Linked DNA regions of Homo sapiens: region 1 is linked to region 2. Evidence: chromatin loops called from intact Hi-C (ENCODE). Cell type or tissue: heart left ventricle. All regions are shown on one strand. Each heading gives the region's core, and the rest is flanking DNA. Links, peaks and the distances in the headings are about the cores only. Region 1 overlaps PLEKHA6 (pleckstrin homology domain containing A6). Region 2 overlaps PLEKHA6 (pleckstrin homology domain containing A6).

Region 1 (7,439 bases), core at 1,299-6,298, 53 kb before region 2:
GCCACAAGGAGCTGCCCCGACCTGGCTGATGCCCACCTATGTCCCTCACCCGGGCACTATGTCCCTCACCCTGGCTGATACCCACCTGTGTCCCTCACCCTGGCTGACGCCCACCTATGTCCCTCACCCTGGCTGATGCCCACCTGTGTCCCTCGCCCTGGCTGATGCCCCCCATTTCCCTCACCCTGGCTGACGCCTACCTGTGTCTCTTGCCCTGGCTTGGTCTTTGTGGTGCTCACCCAGCACTGGGTGGATGCTCCTGGAGCATGCCAGTGGCAGCACCTGAGAGGCTCCTGGGATGGATGGAAACAGGGTCAGGACAGGTCAACTAAGGGGAGCACTGCAAGACAGGGAAGACTGATAGAAATGAGGGATGCAAAGTCTAATTAGATCACACATTTGATGTGAAGAGGGGGAATAAAAAACAACCAAATGCCACTCCCAAGGCGGAAGTCTGGAGGTTGTGGAAGCAGCTGGAAGCTGTTAGTGTTAGAGAGCTCCCGGCCAGACACACGGCTGCGTTCCAGGCCTCTGTACCCCTCCCCTCCCGCCTCTTCTCTGTACCCTAACCTTCCTCCTCCTGGCATGGAGCCCCACCTCTCTCCCCCAACTTGTTCTGAGGGTGGGATGACTGGGAGAGGGAGCAAGCCCACACTGTGGGAGTGGGGGAGGGAGCACAAAGTTTAAGGGGCATCCAAAAACTCAGTAATCAGACTTTTTTTTTTTCTTTGAGATGGAGTCTTGCTCTGTCACCCAGGCTGCAGTGCAGTGGCGCGATCTTGGCTCATTGCAACCTCTGCCTCCCAAGTTCAAGCGATTATCCTGCCTCAGCCTCCCAAGTAGCTGGGACTACAGGCATGTGCCACCACACCCAGTTAATTTTTGTATTTTCAGTAGAGATACGGTTTCACCATGCTGGCCAGGCTGATCTCGAACTCCTGGCCTCAGGTGATCCGCCCGCCTTGGCCTCCCAAAGTGCTGGGATTACAAGCATGAGCCACTGCACCCGGCCAATCAAGACTTATTTTAACGCGATATTTTTGAAATAAAAATTAACATTAAAAACCCATGATGAATGAAATACCAACATTTCAAATAAAGACAGGACCAGTATCACTGGAATTTCCCTTTTGCCTCAGCCTCCAATTTGGCTTAAAGTGGCACTGTTTTAGATCCTGTCTTTATTTCGAATGTTACTATTTTGTTCTTCATGAAATGTTTGCATTGATTTTGATTTTAAAATTATTGCATTGAAATGTTATTTATCTTGACTACCGAGTTTTTTGGCACCCATTTGGCAAAATGTAAGACATTTTGTACCTAAGGGGAGTGTATTAATCGCCTTACTCTAGTCAGCCCTGCTCAGGGATGAGGAAAGACGGGACAAGGCTCAGGAAGTCCCAGAGAGGATCCTGTGCTCTTTAAGAAAACTTCAATGCATGAACATGGAGAAAGGCTGAGGGACTTTCCAGACTGAGAGGAAAGAGACATGATCCTGAATTGGATTCTAATGACATTATTAGGACAACTGGTGAAATTTCAATATGGACTGTATATTAGATAATAGAATTGTATCGATGTTATTAAGTTTCCTGAGTCTGTTAATTGTACTGTGGTTATGCAAGAGAATGTCCTTGTTTTTAAAAGGAAAAAGAGAAGATGAAGAAAGAGTGGCCAGAGCGTGACAGCTGCTTGACAGCTGCATTAAGCCAAACACCCTTCTCTCTCTCCAGCCTGTCTCTCCTCCAATTCCAGGCCATCCCAGGAGGATACGGAGGAAGTGGTGATGGCAGAAAATCTTGTCCAGAAGATAGGGTACTGGAGGGCTGGTTGGACATTTCTTCTTGAAATAAGAATTAACCTTGAATTCCCAAATTACCCTTCACCCTCCCAGGAAAACTTGACAACTAGCACAGAAAGAAAAAGGAAATTAACACCTATCCAAGTCATGATGCTAGCGAATTCTCTGCTTAACCCCCAGAGATAGGTATTGCTGTCCTGCTGTTGCGGAGGAAGAACCTGAGAGGTCAGGTTATTAGCCCAAGGCTACACAGTTAGGAAGTGAGAGAACTGGGATTAGAGCCCAGGACACAGCCCAAAGCCAGCTTTCTTCCCACTTTATGTTAGTTGTGCAACTTGAAATTCCCTTCTCATGCATCATCCTACCAGCTAATCCTTTCGTTTATTTTTATTGAGTTGAATCCGCATTAGCCTTGAGATTTTTGGCTCTGGAGTCAGACTGCCCCAGTTCCAATCCCGGCTCCACCAGTTACTACCTAAGGGACTCTGGGTGAGAAACTTAACCTCTCTGTGCTTTCATTCCCCCATCTGTGAAAACGGGATAATATACGGACCTTCTTCATGGGTTCGTCACAGGAGTAAATAAGATTATACCCACAAAAAATTTATGAAAGGTTCTGGCACTTAGTAAATGTTCAATAAATGCTAATAATCATTATTATCTGTCTGCATCTGCCTTGGGCTATTTATCCTTAGGAGACAGTGGCTCAATTTTGATTATAAAACCCCTCACCACTTTGACACCTACAGATGGATGCTTAATAATTTGTTCCTAAAGAAGTTATCCATCAAGATAGTACCCTCTCCCCTGTACTTAGGAGCCAGAACAATTAACACCTGAGAATCTCAAATGTGAGGGAGGTCTGTTCCTAGTGTAATTTGAACTGGGAGGTGGGCTTTTGTGTGTGTGTCATGGTTGAAAGCAGTCCATTCTAAGGGTCAACATTACTGGACAGAAATAATTGACTAAGAAGACCCAGTTCTAGGCCAGGCGCATTGGCTCATGCCCATAATCCCAGCACTTTGGGAGGCCAAGGTGGGTGGATTTCCTGAGGTCTGGAGTTCAAGTACAGCCTGGCCAACATAATGAAACCCTGTTTCTACTAAAAATACAAAAAGTAACCAGGTGTGGTGGCACACGCCTGTAGTCCCAGCTACTCGGGAGGCTGAGGCAAGAGGATCGCTTGAATCCGGGAGGCGGAGGTTGCAGTGAGCTGAGGTCATGCTATTGCACTCTAGCCTGGGTGACAGAGGGAGATGCCATCTCAAAAAAAAAAAAACAAACAACAAAAAAAAAATTCTAGTGCTTATGCTGCTATCCAGCTGCATAAGGTGTGTAGCAAGTCCTTGTTCTCTTGGGGCCCACTAGACCTGAGAAAGGGAATCTCATTGCCCCTAGAGCAAATTATAGGACAAAAGAGCTGCTCATCCTGAGCACCTTCGGTTCTTCAGGGAAGCGCTCCTTCCAAAGGCTGCCTGCTCATCTGAAACCCTCACCCCATTTTAGAGGCTTAGATTCAGCTGGGGAGGACCCACAGCCCGAGAAGGAAAACAAACCAACAGATTATGCTTCTAGGTGGCCACAGCAGGCCAAGCCAAGGGCAGGGTGGCCAAAGGTCAAGCAGCAGTCAGACTGAGCCAACACGAGCCTCCTGTGACAAAGCCAGAGCCAGAGCAGGGCAATTTTCTAACTATAAACGGAAACTCAAGAAGCTCCAAACCGCACAAACACACGTGGGAAGATGAGGGTAAGGCACAGAAGCTACGGGGTGCACGCACACAGAGGAAGGGGCTTCATGACGTGCAGGCAGGGGACCAAGGAAGGGCATATGTGTCAGTGTCGTGGATGCAGCAACAGATCTGGGTTTCTGGGGTCCTGGAGCTTATACAATTTGTGGTGGGAGGGGCGTGGTCCTCATTAAGGAAAAGACTATAGGTACAAATTTGTGTGTTAGATATGGCCTTGGAAGGGGCCAGTGCAAGTGCATCCTCCTCCCCATGTGGATTTCTGAACACTGGTGCACACTCACATGCGTGTGTTTCGTGGCCTCCTGGTTCCCGTCTCAGCACTATTTCTCTTTCCTCTCACACAGTGCTTTGCCTGATTTTTTTTTTTAATGGTAGAGAGCATGAATTAAAGCCCCCACATCTTGGAATTCAATTCCTCTCCAACACATGTGATGGGCATTTAGATTTTGCATGCCTTCCCCTACCCTCCTCCAATGCCCTGCACCATCATCACTATCTACCAGAGCAGAGTCCCTCCCCACTCCCCTACTCGCTTTGCTGTGGGTAGCCCCACCTTCCCCAAAGGGCATTGCAGCGGCCCTCTAAGCTGCCAGAAGGGTGAAACCACAGCTCCCCCCAGCTGCCTGGCCCCTTGCATTCCAGCCCTGCACCCAGAGTTTGACCTTCTCTGTGGCTGGCTGCAGACGTGCTCTGTGTTACAGAAATAGTCCAGCTCCTGAGCCCCTCCAGGCCTCCCTCTGCTTCACTCAGAGACACCCCCACCTCACTGGCTCCAAAAGAGTCAGGCAGGATCAGAGAGAAGTGCTCCGTTCTCCAGCCTCCTCCCACACACTACTCAGAGCAGAGAGTGGGGCCTGCCTGTTCCCCTCCTTCTCCTTCCAGCCTCAGTACTCTGTGTCTGCAGAGAGCGTGGACGGAAATGAGAGGTTTGAGGCATCGCAGAGTGAAGGGGAGCAGAAAGAAAAAGCCTGCAGTACCATGGAAAGCTTATGCAATTTGACCTGAAGAAAGGAGTTCAGATTTAGGAACATGGCTATTACCACCATAACCAGAGAGCCACCGTACCCATCCCTGCAGATTTCTTTTTTTAAACTACCAGCTCCATGGAGAGAGAAAGGAAAAGAATTTAGTGACAACAGTAGAGATAAAATCCGAATCAGATGGAGAAAGTCACTAACTAACATATCCTTCTTCCTAGAAAGAAAAATCTCCTGGCTCTAACATTTGTCTTTGATGTGACATTTAACTCCTAAACACTACCTTCTGGTAGGAAAATACATGGATACATGGAGTGTCTAAATGTAAATTTCTCTTGTTGGAAAGTCTCAAGACAAAGACTAATCCTCGTCCCCCTTTAAGTTTTCTCTTTCCAACAAGAAATTCTACTGGGTGTAAGGCACTGGGCCTTAGCACATGGCTACAAAGGACAAGGTCGCTGTCCTGGGGGAGTTGATATCAGGCAGTCTTTTCTCCTGTTCACCTGGGGTAGAACTGTTTGGTTCCCCAGTTGGTCAGAGAGAAAAGGAAGGATGGCTGGGAAGTCACAATGCCTGGATTAGAATCCTGACTCTACTCCATACTAGCAATGGGACTTTGGACAAGTTATTCAATCTCTCTATGCCTCAGTTTCCTCATCGGCAACAGGGGGGGTGGGTAACAGTTTCTACTTCATAGGATTTATTGTGAGGATTAAGTGACTTAATTCACATAAAATGCCTAAAACGATGCCTGTTACACGTTCGTGGTTATCATTGTCTCAACCCCCCAGCTTGTGGAACCACCAGAAACATCGGAACTGAAATTCAGTCCCCTCTACATTGCTAACTATGAGCTGTTTCTTATCAGAGATCCAAAAGGATTTAGGGTTCTTTGCAGGTTTTGGTTGCCCAACCTCCACAAGGTCCATCAATGTGAGTGATAGAGGGAAGACGGCATCTTGATCTAGGACCCCTTTGCTGTCCTCCCCCTACTCCTCATATCTCTCCCCATTGACTTGCCTGAACCTCCACACCTTTCTCATGGTTCACAATTGGCTCTGGTCCCATGGAGCCAGTAGTTGGAAAAGAAGAATCTAGAGGAGTGCTCTTGGGCATTTCCACAAGTAGTCAGACATGTGTCTCTTCTCCTCAGGGGTTCACTTCGATGAAGAGCAGCAGCCAGTCAAAAATGCTTCCAAATCCCATAGAGCCTGGCCCAAGCCCTTGTCTTCTCATGCAAAAATAGTTTCATATTCACTAATTCAATCCTAACCTAAGCAAGATGGTGGGCCTGAGTCTTCCTTGTGAGCCCCAGATGGAATGAGGGACAATGGATGGATTCAGTTACATCATGAAAGACTGAATTTAGAAACAATGAGCTTTCCAACAGTGAGACTTTTCAATGTTGACTCCCTAGTGTCAAATGGAACAATCAAACCATTTATGAAAGACTTTACTAAAAGGGTAGAGTGGTACCTGAGGAGGGGTCGGGGACTGAATGGCCTTCAAGGTCCAGGTTCCGGGTCTTTTCTGCACATGGAGAATGGCAATGACACACAGCCATGCCCCAGGTTCCATCAGTCAGACTACCCTGCTCCTTGCTAGGCCTTGCCCGTCCTCATGCCAGGCAGGAGAAGAGCCAAGCGAGAGGAGTTGGGGTGTGTAAACTCTCTAGGCCAGACTCCCCTAGGCTTGGAGGTCCAAGAAGGGCTAATGTGCAACAGAAAGTACTAACCCATTTCTAGAAACTGGCCCCATCCCTAGATCCATGGTTAAGGAAATAACCATGTGCCTAAACCCTACCCACTCTTGTGGTTACATGGGGTAGCCACCTGATCTCAGCTCAGCCAAAATCCCTCCCCAGGGATGGGAACAGAGATGGAGAGAAAAAAGAGGCCAGCCCTTCTCCAGGCAATTCTATTGGTGATGTGCACAGGAAGGAGCTGCTTTTCCATCTTTTCTTTCCTATAGACTGACCAGGAAGCTGAAAGTCCTCTCTGCAATGAGAGAAGTGAATGAGCCAGCACACAGAGAGGGGCAAAGACCATATCTGTGGCATTCAGCTTCTTGCTTCTAGTCCATTCTTGTGATCCAGCCATTTCTTTGACCTTGAGTTCTGAGAGACACCCCAGCTCCCTTATAATTAAATCCCCTCTGGGGCTTCAGCTGCTTTGAGTAGTCAGTAACTTGTACCCAGAAGTCACAAATTAATCCCAGAGGAAGGGACAAGATAATTTCCAGAGGACCCAAAGTCTCCATCTAGACTTTGCACACATGGTTGGTATGAGGAAGAAAAGGAAAGCAAACAGGAGGAAGAAGGGAAAGCACTGGGAATTTTGTCTAAAGACAGCAGAAAAGGGTGCTGGGAGGCTGTCACCAGCCTAGACACCAGGCCATCTGAGAGGACAGGAAGAAAGAGGAGGGTCAGAGAAAGCAGGTGAGCTTCCTACTGCCCAGTGCAGAAGAGCCCCTGGGATGTTTAAGAGGGAGCTGGCAACAGAAGTGGGGTGTGTCATATAGGTGAGCTAAGGTCCATAGGGAAGGTGGCAGGGGAGGACTGCTGACCGAAGGACTCAGGGAGCTCTGAGCCGGCAGCCAGCAAGCTGACACAGCTTTGAGACATTTTCCCAGAGGACAGCCATTATTGAGGGGAGAAAACATCTCGCATTCTTTCTCCTGCACTTTCCAAAGCAACGTGGGTCTTCTACTGTCTTAGGGCCTCACAGTTCTCTCAGGCTAAGAGGTTTAACCTGCCCCCTCATGTCTTCTTTAGAAAGGCCTACTTCCCTGGCACCAATTCCATGAGCTAATGTCCCCTTTAAGAATATTTTTTGCCCCATCTGTTCTCTAGTTGGCTGGAGCAGATGTTCTTTGTTCCTGTGGAAACTAACCTACCACCCTTCCTAATGGGTG
Region 2 (7,439 bases), core at 940-5,939:
AGAGCAGAAAGGTGTGGAGAGGAGTACAGAGAAAAGAAGAGAATGAGCGAAGCTCACCCTGCTAGCCACCACCAGATGGTTAAGCTGGCTTTAAGTGGGGACACTTGGTTTCTGGATTCAGAGAAGGCCTGTTCTGCAAAGGGAAGCTATGGCTCCTAGAGGAGCTGCTGCCCCATTGGATAGCCCCCTCCTCAATCACAAGTGGGCAGCAGGGAGCAAGGAAGACTACTGGCACTGGGTGTGGTCTCTGATTCTCCCTCCACCCTAGCTCTGCCTCTAAGCCCTGCCTCAGCTGCTTTGTGACTAGATTTCTGCACTGTCTGACAGCCCCCTCGATTATACCTAGAGCAGCTGACAGGCCCTCTCTGTATGCATGGGAACATGAGAGCAGCAAACACTCTCACTCTCACCCCCCTAGAGGAGGCAGCATCTACCACCTGCCTCTTCCAGAACACGGGTCTGGGCACCTGAGGGTGGCCAGCCGGGCAGCTCTGAGCCACCACAAATGAGCCATGACCACAGGGGAAGCCATGACAAAGTGGAGTCAAATAAATAACCACATCCCCCACACCTCCATTTCTCTTACTGGTTAATACACACCCACACTCACAGTTGGGTCACACGAGGGGCAAGAAGATGGCTCGGCAGGAAACATGGAAACATCCATAAATTCTAATTCTGATTCCTCCCTCACTTCCCAATGTGGCCATGGGTAAGTGACCCATCACCTCAGAAACAGACTCTTTGTATTCTCTTTCCCAGGGATGTTCCTTGCTGAGAAAAAGAATTCAGCGATATTTCTCCCATTTGCTTTTTTTTTTTTTAACACCTATTATGCCATGAATTCATAGGGAATAGGTTCCAGCAGCTCAGGCTCCTTCCCATTGGTTCTCACAAAGTGTGCTTCTCTGGGTGGAGCAGGCTGGCGCTTTAGTTGAATCCAGGTAACTTTCTCTTTGGCTTCTTTCTTTTTCTGATCATTTTCCTTCACACGTTTCAGGAAGCTATCTCGGCTCTTAGAGTGCTTAATGTGCTCAATACGCACATTAATTCTCTTGGCAAGAATCTTGCCTTTAACTTGTTTGTTTACAACAATGCCAACAGCATGCTGGGTAACATTGTAGACTCTTCCAGTTTTGCCGTGGTAACGCGTGTGGGGCATTCCTTTTTGAACAGTACCCATTCCCTTGATGTCTACAATATCACCTTTCTTATAGACTCGCATATACGTGGCCAAAGGAACAACTCCATGTTTTCTAAAAGGCCTAGAGAACATACATCGGGTGCCTCTCCTCTTTCCCTTTGTATTCGTCATTTTGGCGAATTACTGGAAGATGGCAGTTATGGCCGAAAGGCTCCCATTTGCTTTTGAAAGAAGAGAAATATGGCTCTGTTCTGCCTGGCTCACTGGCTGTCAGAGTTTAAGGTGATCTCTCTTGTTCCCTAAACACTGCTGTTATCCTGTTCTTTTTTCAAGGTGCCCAGATTTCATATTGTTTAAACACACATGCTCTACAATTTGTGCAGTTAACGCAATTATCACTGGGTCCTGAGGTGACATACATCCTCCTCGGCTTACGAGATGACAGGATTAAGAGATTAAAGTAAAGACAGGCATAGGAAATCACAAGGGTATTGATTGGGGAAGCGATAAGTGTCCATGAAATCTTCACAATTTATGTTTAGAGATTGCAGTAAAGACAGGCATAAGAAATTATAAAAGTATTAATTTGGGGAACTAATAAATGTCCATGAAATCTTCACAAACCACGTTCTTCTGCCATGGCTTCAGTCGGTCCCTCCGTTTTGGGTCCCTGACTTCCCGCAACAAAAGGTCACCCTGGACAAGCTGGGAGAATAGAGTATATTGAGTGGGTAGATGGCAGAGTATATGGATGCAGAGATTAGGGGTTCCTATAAGAAAGATACTCATCCAATTTCACAGTGTAAATCAGCTCTTCTTGAAGCACTGGGCATGCTCTCCTTGCCAGCTGGTACCATCCTGAAGTACCGATTCTCCTTATCAGAAACCCACCATCTCCCCAGCCTCTACTCACCCAGCTGGAGCTAGAAACGTACATCCAACTTGAATTTCAGCGGAATTCCTAGTCGCACACACCCACCACCCTGGCCTGTAACACCACATGTTACAGAGGCACCAAGAGCCGTAAATAACAAATCAAGAGCCTGGACAAGATACCTTCTGACTGCTCTCATTTTTACAGTTGGAAATGCTGCTTAAAGCAGTGGGTGCTGAGTAAATTAACAAGAAACCTAGAGAGACCAGGACATGGCTAGAGCTGAAGCTTCTTGACCCTCTGCAACCTTCTCCTCAAGCCACGGGCCCTAATTCAGCCATCAGCCACCCTTCAGCCCTCCCTTCAACACAGGGCAGGTTGGGCAGCTTGAAGCTGAAAAGAGAATACGCCCAAACAGCAAGGAAATGTCTCCCAGCCATAAATGCCTTGCCCGTTCTTCTGTTTGCAAAGAGCAAAGTCCATTTGGGAAGGGAAGGAATGGTACCAGCTAGTGAACCCCACACAAACCAACCCGGTCCTGAGAGATGGACACACAGGCTGAATTCACACAGCATGGCTGAAAATGGAACCGAGCAGTGTGGATTCCTTCATTCGCTCCTGCTTCTCATTCCAGGCCTTATCTTTATTTTATCACAATAAATATTTATAGGGTCAGCATTTGGCCTGGGTATTCCACAGCCACTCGCGCCCCTCTTGCTTCAGGCACTCCCAACTCAGCCCCCAGGTGCCAAACCCCCCCCCCGCCATCTCCCCCACCCTGCTGACCTTAGCCTGTGCTCAAGGCCACACTTGGCAGACATCCTGCTGACTGTCATCTCCATTGTCAGATGGGAGATAGACAATGAGAAACGGGCTTCTCTGGGGACTGGTTTAAGGCTTTCCTGTCAAAAAACCTCCCAGAAGCCTGAGGCCTCTAGGCATGGCCTGGGCCCCTGACACCAAGTCTGCCCTCACAGTGAGGTCCAGTTGCTTGGCAACCAGAACAGCTTGTCGGGAGGGGTTAGCTTCAGCCCACGCAGCTAGCCCCACCCATCCTTCCCGGCTGACTCCCCTCAGACACGGAGGGAACACCCAGACTGCTTCAAGCTTGGCCTTCTCTTTTCACAGCTCTCCTCAGTCCCAGCCTCTGCAGTCCCTGAGACAGCAGACAAGAGGAGCCTGAGTTCCGGGCCTGGCTCCAGGCCCTCAATTTTAAGGGGGCCAGGACAGACACCTGGGATCTGTTTGGATCTTGAGATCTCTCTTTCTCTCCCTATAAGAATCCTTGAGTTCTTGGCCGGGTGCGGTGGCTCACGCCTATAATCCCAGCACTTTGGGAGGCCGAGGCGGGCGGATCACTTGAGGTCAGGAGTTCGAGACCAGCCTGGCCAATATGGCGAAACCCCGTCTCTACTAAAAGTACAAAAAATTTAGCTGGGCATGGTGGTGTGTGCCTGTAATCCCAGCTACTTGGGAGGCTGAGGCAGGAGAATCACTTGAACCCAGGAGCCAGAGGTTGCAGTGAGCCAAGATCACGCCACTGCGCTCCAGCCTGGGCAACAGAGCAGGACTCCATCTCAAAAAAAAAAAAAAAAAAAGAATCCTTGAGTTCTCCTCACAGCAGGAATAAAACTGGGCAGCAGATTCAGCAGGCGTTAGGGTGGGCTGTGGACCTGAGCAACAGAGACCCAGCTCGAGCCTTGGCTCCAGGACTTGCTGCTTCTGGCCCTAGGCAAGTCATGAGACTTCTCAGTCTCGTTGACTTCATAGATCAGAGTGGCGAGGATGCCCCAGGTGATGGCACCTGGAAGGTGAGAGCAGTGGGGGAGGGCCTATACATACCTGAAGAGCCTTAGTGCGCATGCTGTCTCAGTGTTTCACTGAAAGAAGTGACTCATCTGTGAGTGCGAAAGCAAGTTGAAGGGTGAAGACTATCTTTAAAAATAAATATGTATAGGCCAGACAAGACTGCAATATGACATGCACCACTTACAGTAAGGGTAACACGCATGTGCTCCTGGAATGTATTTCTACTGGTTGCAGTCAAAAATTTCGATGTCTTCCTTTTAAAACATTCTGGCCAGGCGCAGTGGTTCATGTCTGTAATCCCAGCACTTTGGGAAGCTGAGGCAGATGGCTCACTTGAGCCCAGAAGTTCAAGACCAGCCTGGACAACATGGTGAAACCGTCTCTACCAAAAAATACAAAAATTAGCTGGGCACAGTGGCAAGCACGTGTAGTCCCAGCTCCTTGGGAGGCTGAGGTGGGAGGATGGCTTGAGCCAGGGAGGTCAAGGCTGCAATGAGCTATGATGTCACCAGGACACTCCAGCATGGGTGACAGAGTAAGACCGTGTCTCAAAAACAAAAACAAAAATAAAAAAACCTTTCTTGCTCTTGCAGATGTTCCAACCTGTGTAACTTGTGTTCTGCCCTCAGCAGAGTGAGCTGGTAAACTCCTTGAGGTAAGAGCCATGTCTCTAATTTGTCAAGAATTCCAACCATCCCACCACCATCCCCTCCGCAGGGCTGGGCTCAGAGCAGGGTTGGCCTCTAGTGCAAGCTCTTCACAGGCTGGAAAGCAGCCACCAAATCAAAAATCACTATGGAAGGAGAGGAAGGAACCCACCGCTGACGGTGCCAGGCACTGCTCCCAAACGTGTGCTCTGGAGGTCCAAGTTCTCTCCATTTTACAGATGAAGAAATCAAAGCTCAAAGAGGTAAAATTGTCTGGGAGATGGGGGCGGGGGGAGGACCAGGACTGACGTCTTGGTTTGGATGGCCCCTGGTTTTATCACTGCCAGGGTTAGCTCCTGAGCCGCCCTGTCAAATCCCCTAAACGTCCCATGAAGGCCAAGACGACTCACACTGCAAAACATACACACAAAGGGTCGGAAACAGCACAACATTCTTTCCTACCTGCCTTTTTCTGGCTTTCCCAGTCCCACGAGGGAGAGAGGAGAGGGCTGTGCTGGGGGCATCTGGGATCTGTCTTCCTCCTTGTCCAGCCCTTGTCCTTCTCTGCCTCTTTTGAGGCTGACTTCCCCCAGCTCACCACCCTCCTCTCCGAACGCCAGCTAACCGGTTACCCGGGCAACCCAGCTGGGAGGCCGCCAGTTACCACGGCAACCCAGCATGGCCGCCAGGCTGCCTTGCTTAGGAAGGTCAGGGGACCAGCCGGGCTACCGAGCAGCTGGGATGCTGCTGGCAGGACTGGCCCAGGCAGGGGGAGTGGGGTGTGGCGGGGGGGAGGTGGCCTACGTGCCTGAGATAACTAAGTTCCTGCTGTCAGGGGCCACCTTTCCCTTTGACATGTTTCCCATGAAGCAGGCTCCCCCAACTTGGGCATGAACCACAAGCCGTCCTCCCCAGTTCCATCACCCAAGCCGAACCCGACCCCTCCCACCTTCTCTACAGAGTTCCGGTCGCCTCACCTCCAGGAAGGCTTCTCAGGCTGAGCAGCAGCCAGCTGTCATTCAGCCTAACCCCAGGCCCTCTCACCCTCCGCCCTTCCTGAGCATATCCAGGAGTCCACACATATGCAACATGCGTGTGTCAGCGTGCAGATGTGGTCTCTCTGTGAAATATGGTGGTAAAAATCATAAGGAAGAGCTAATATTTTCTAGTACTTACTATGTGCCTAGCATGTTGTAGGTGACTTGTGTGAAGTTTCTCAATTGAGCCATACAACAATCATATTATCCTCACTTCGCAGATAGAGTGCCTGAGACTTAGAGAAGGTGAGGGACTTACTCAAGGCTGCACAGGTACTAACCAGCAGAGACAGGGTGAGGCTGTGTAGGGACCAGCTTCCTGGAATTCCTTCAGCTCCTGCCCTCCCCAAGCTCCTCCCACCAACCAATCCCAGGCCTGGTTTCAAGGTGACATTTTTAACTTTTATTAAGTTATTAAGTTTCACCATGCCCAACATGGTAAAAACTCATCTCTACTAAAAATACAAAAATTAGCCAGGCGTGGTGGTGCATGTCTGTAATCCCAACTACTCAGGAGGCTGAGGCAAGAGAATCGTTTGAACCTGGCAGGCGGAGGTTGCAGTGAGCCGAGATCTCGCCACTGCACTCCAGCCTGGGTGACAGAGTGAGACTTTGTCTCAAAAAAAAAGATTATTTAGGCCAGGTGTGGTGGCTCACACCTGTAACCCCAGCACTTCCGGAGGCCAAGGCAGACAGATCACTTGAGGCCAGGAATTTGAGACCAGCCTGGCCAACATGGTGAAACCCCATCTCTACTAAAAATACCAAAATTAGCCCGGCATGGTGGCGCATGCCTTGTAATCCCAGCTACTCAGGAGGCTGAGGCAGGAGAATTGCTTGAACCTGGGAGGCAGAGGTTGCAGTGAGCCAAGATCGCACCACTGCACTCCAGCCTGGGCCACAGAGCGAGACTCCGTCTCAAAAAAAAAAAGAAAAGAAAAAAGAAAAAAAGACTATCCAGTGCCACATGTTTTCTTCATATTATTTTATTTCATTTACTCCTTGCCGCTGCGGAGACTTCAGTCTCCTAACAGGATAGCTTAGGAAACAGAGACCCAGAGAGGTTAAGTAATTTTCCCAAGCTGAGACCCGGCTTAAGGTTTCTGCCTTGGGGAACCTCCTAGGAGAGTCTATCCTTTTCTTTTTTGGCCACCAACATATGTAGCATATGTCTGTATCATATACAGCATGGTCGTTTGCTCACTCATCTGCTCCCTTACAAGAGCGTGAGTTTAAAAATTTTTTTTTGACCGGTCACAGTGGCTCACGCCTGTAGTCCCAATACTTTGGGAGGCCGAGGCAGGAGGATCACTTGAGCCCAGGAGTTTAAGACTAGCCTGGGCAACAAAGTGAGACTCTGTCTCTACAAAAAATAAAATAATCAGCCAGGTGTGGTGGTGCATGCCTGTGGTCCCAGCTACTCAGGAGGCTGAGGTGGGAGGACTGCATGAGCCTAGGAGGTGGAGACTACAGTGAGCTATGATCATGCCACTGCATTCCAGCCTGGGGGACAGAGTGAGGCCCCATCTCAAAAATAAATAAATCAAAATAAAAATTCATTTTTGCAACCTAGTACCTGCCTGGTACATAAGGAGCATGCAGTAAGTATGTACCCAAAGCAAATGGTAGGGCCAGGCTCCCAAGTTCTACCCACCACTTAATTCCATGCTGTCTCTACCACATCACCCTGTCTCATTCACTCAGCCAATCAAAAAGCAGTTACCAACCATTTTGTGACTGGCTCTGCGTGAAACATCACAGATACAAATAAGACAAATCAGGCCATCTCTTGCCTTGAAGAAGTACAGTGGAGTGAGAGGCAAGGCTGAGGAGAACAGGGAATAAATTCCCCACCACTGCCCTCACCCAAGGCTTTCTCATGAGTGTTTCTCTGTGCCTGCTCCTTGGGGCCTAACCCTCCCATCCAA

What was found. A loop is a pair of places that touch in the nucleus more often than their neighbours do. Peaks named below come from ENCODE experiments on the same cell type or tissue, not always from the same donor. Only the 100,000 strongest peaks of a DNase experiment are listed, where the experiment ranks them.
Region 1: it touches region 2 in a loop (1.8-fold over the local background); 15 of 110 quality-filtered maps call a loop at or near these places.

Annotation. Positions count from the first base shown.
Region 1 is chr1:204,292,423-204,299,861 of GRCh38, forward strand. The region is part of intron 1 of PLEKHA6 (pleckstrin homology domain containing A6); the gene reads right to left. Among named protein-coding and RNA genes, the nearest start is that of PLEKHA6, 64 kb to the right of the region's middle. RefSeq lists an enhancer at 2,906-3,797. In heart left ventricle, for the core only: a CTCF peak has its summit at 4,162; no DNase peak of the experiment used is centred there; H3K27ac peaks cover 3,840 bases.
Region 2 is chr1:204,345,944-204,353,382 of GRCh38, forward strand. All of the region lies in intron 1 of PLEKHA6 (pleckstrin homology domain containing A6), which reads right to left. It also overlaps the pseudogene RPL21P19. Among named protein-coding and RNA genes, the nearest start is that of PLEKHA6, 10 kb to the right of the region's middle. RefSeq lists an enhancer at 2,651-3,389. In heart left ventricle, for the core only: no CTCF peak of the experiment used is centred there; DNase peaks (open chromatin) are centred at 3,068 and 5,138; H3K4me3 peaks cover 723 bases; H3K27ac peaks cover 1,979 bases.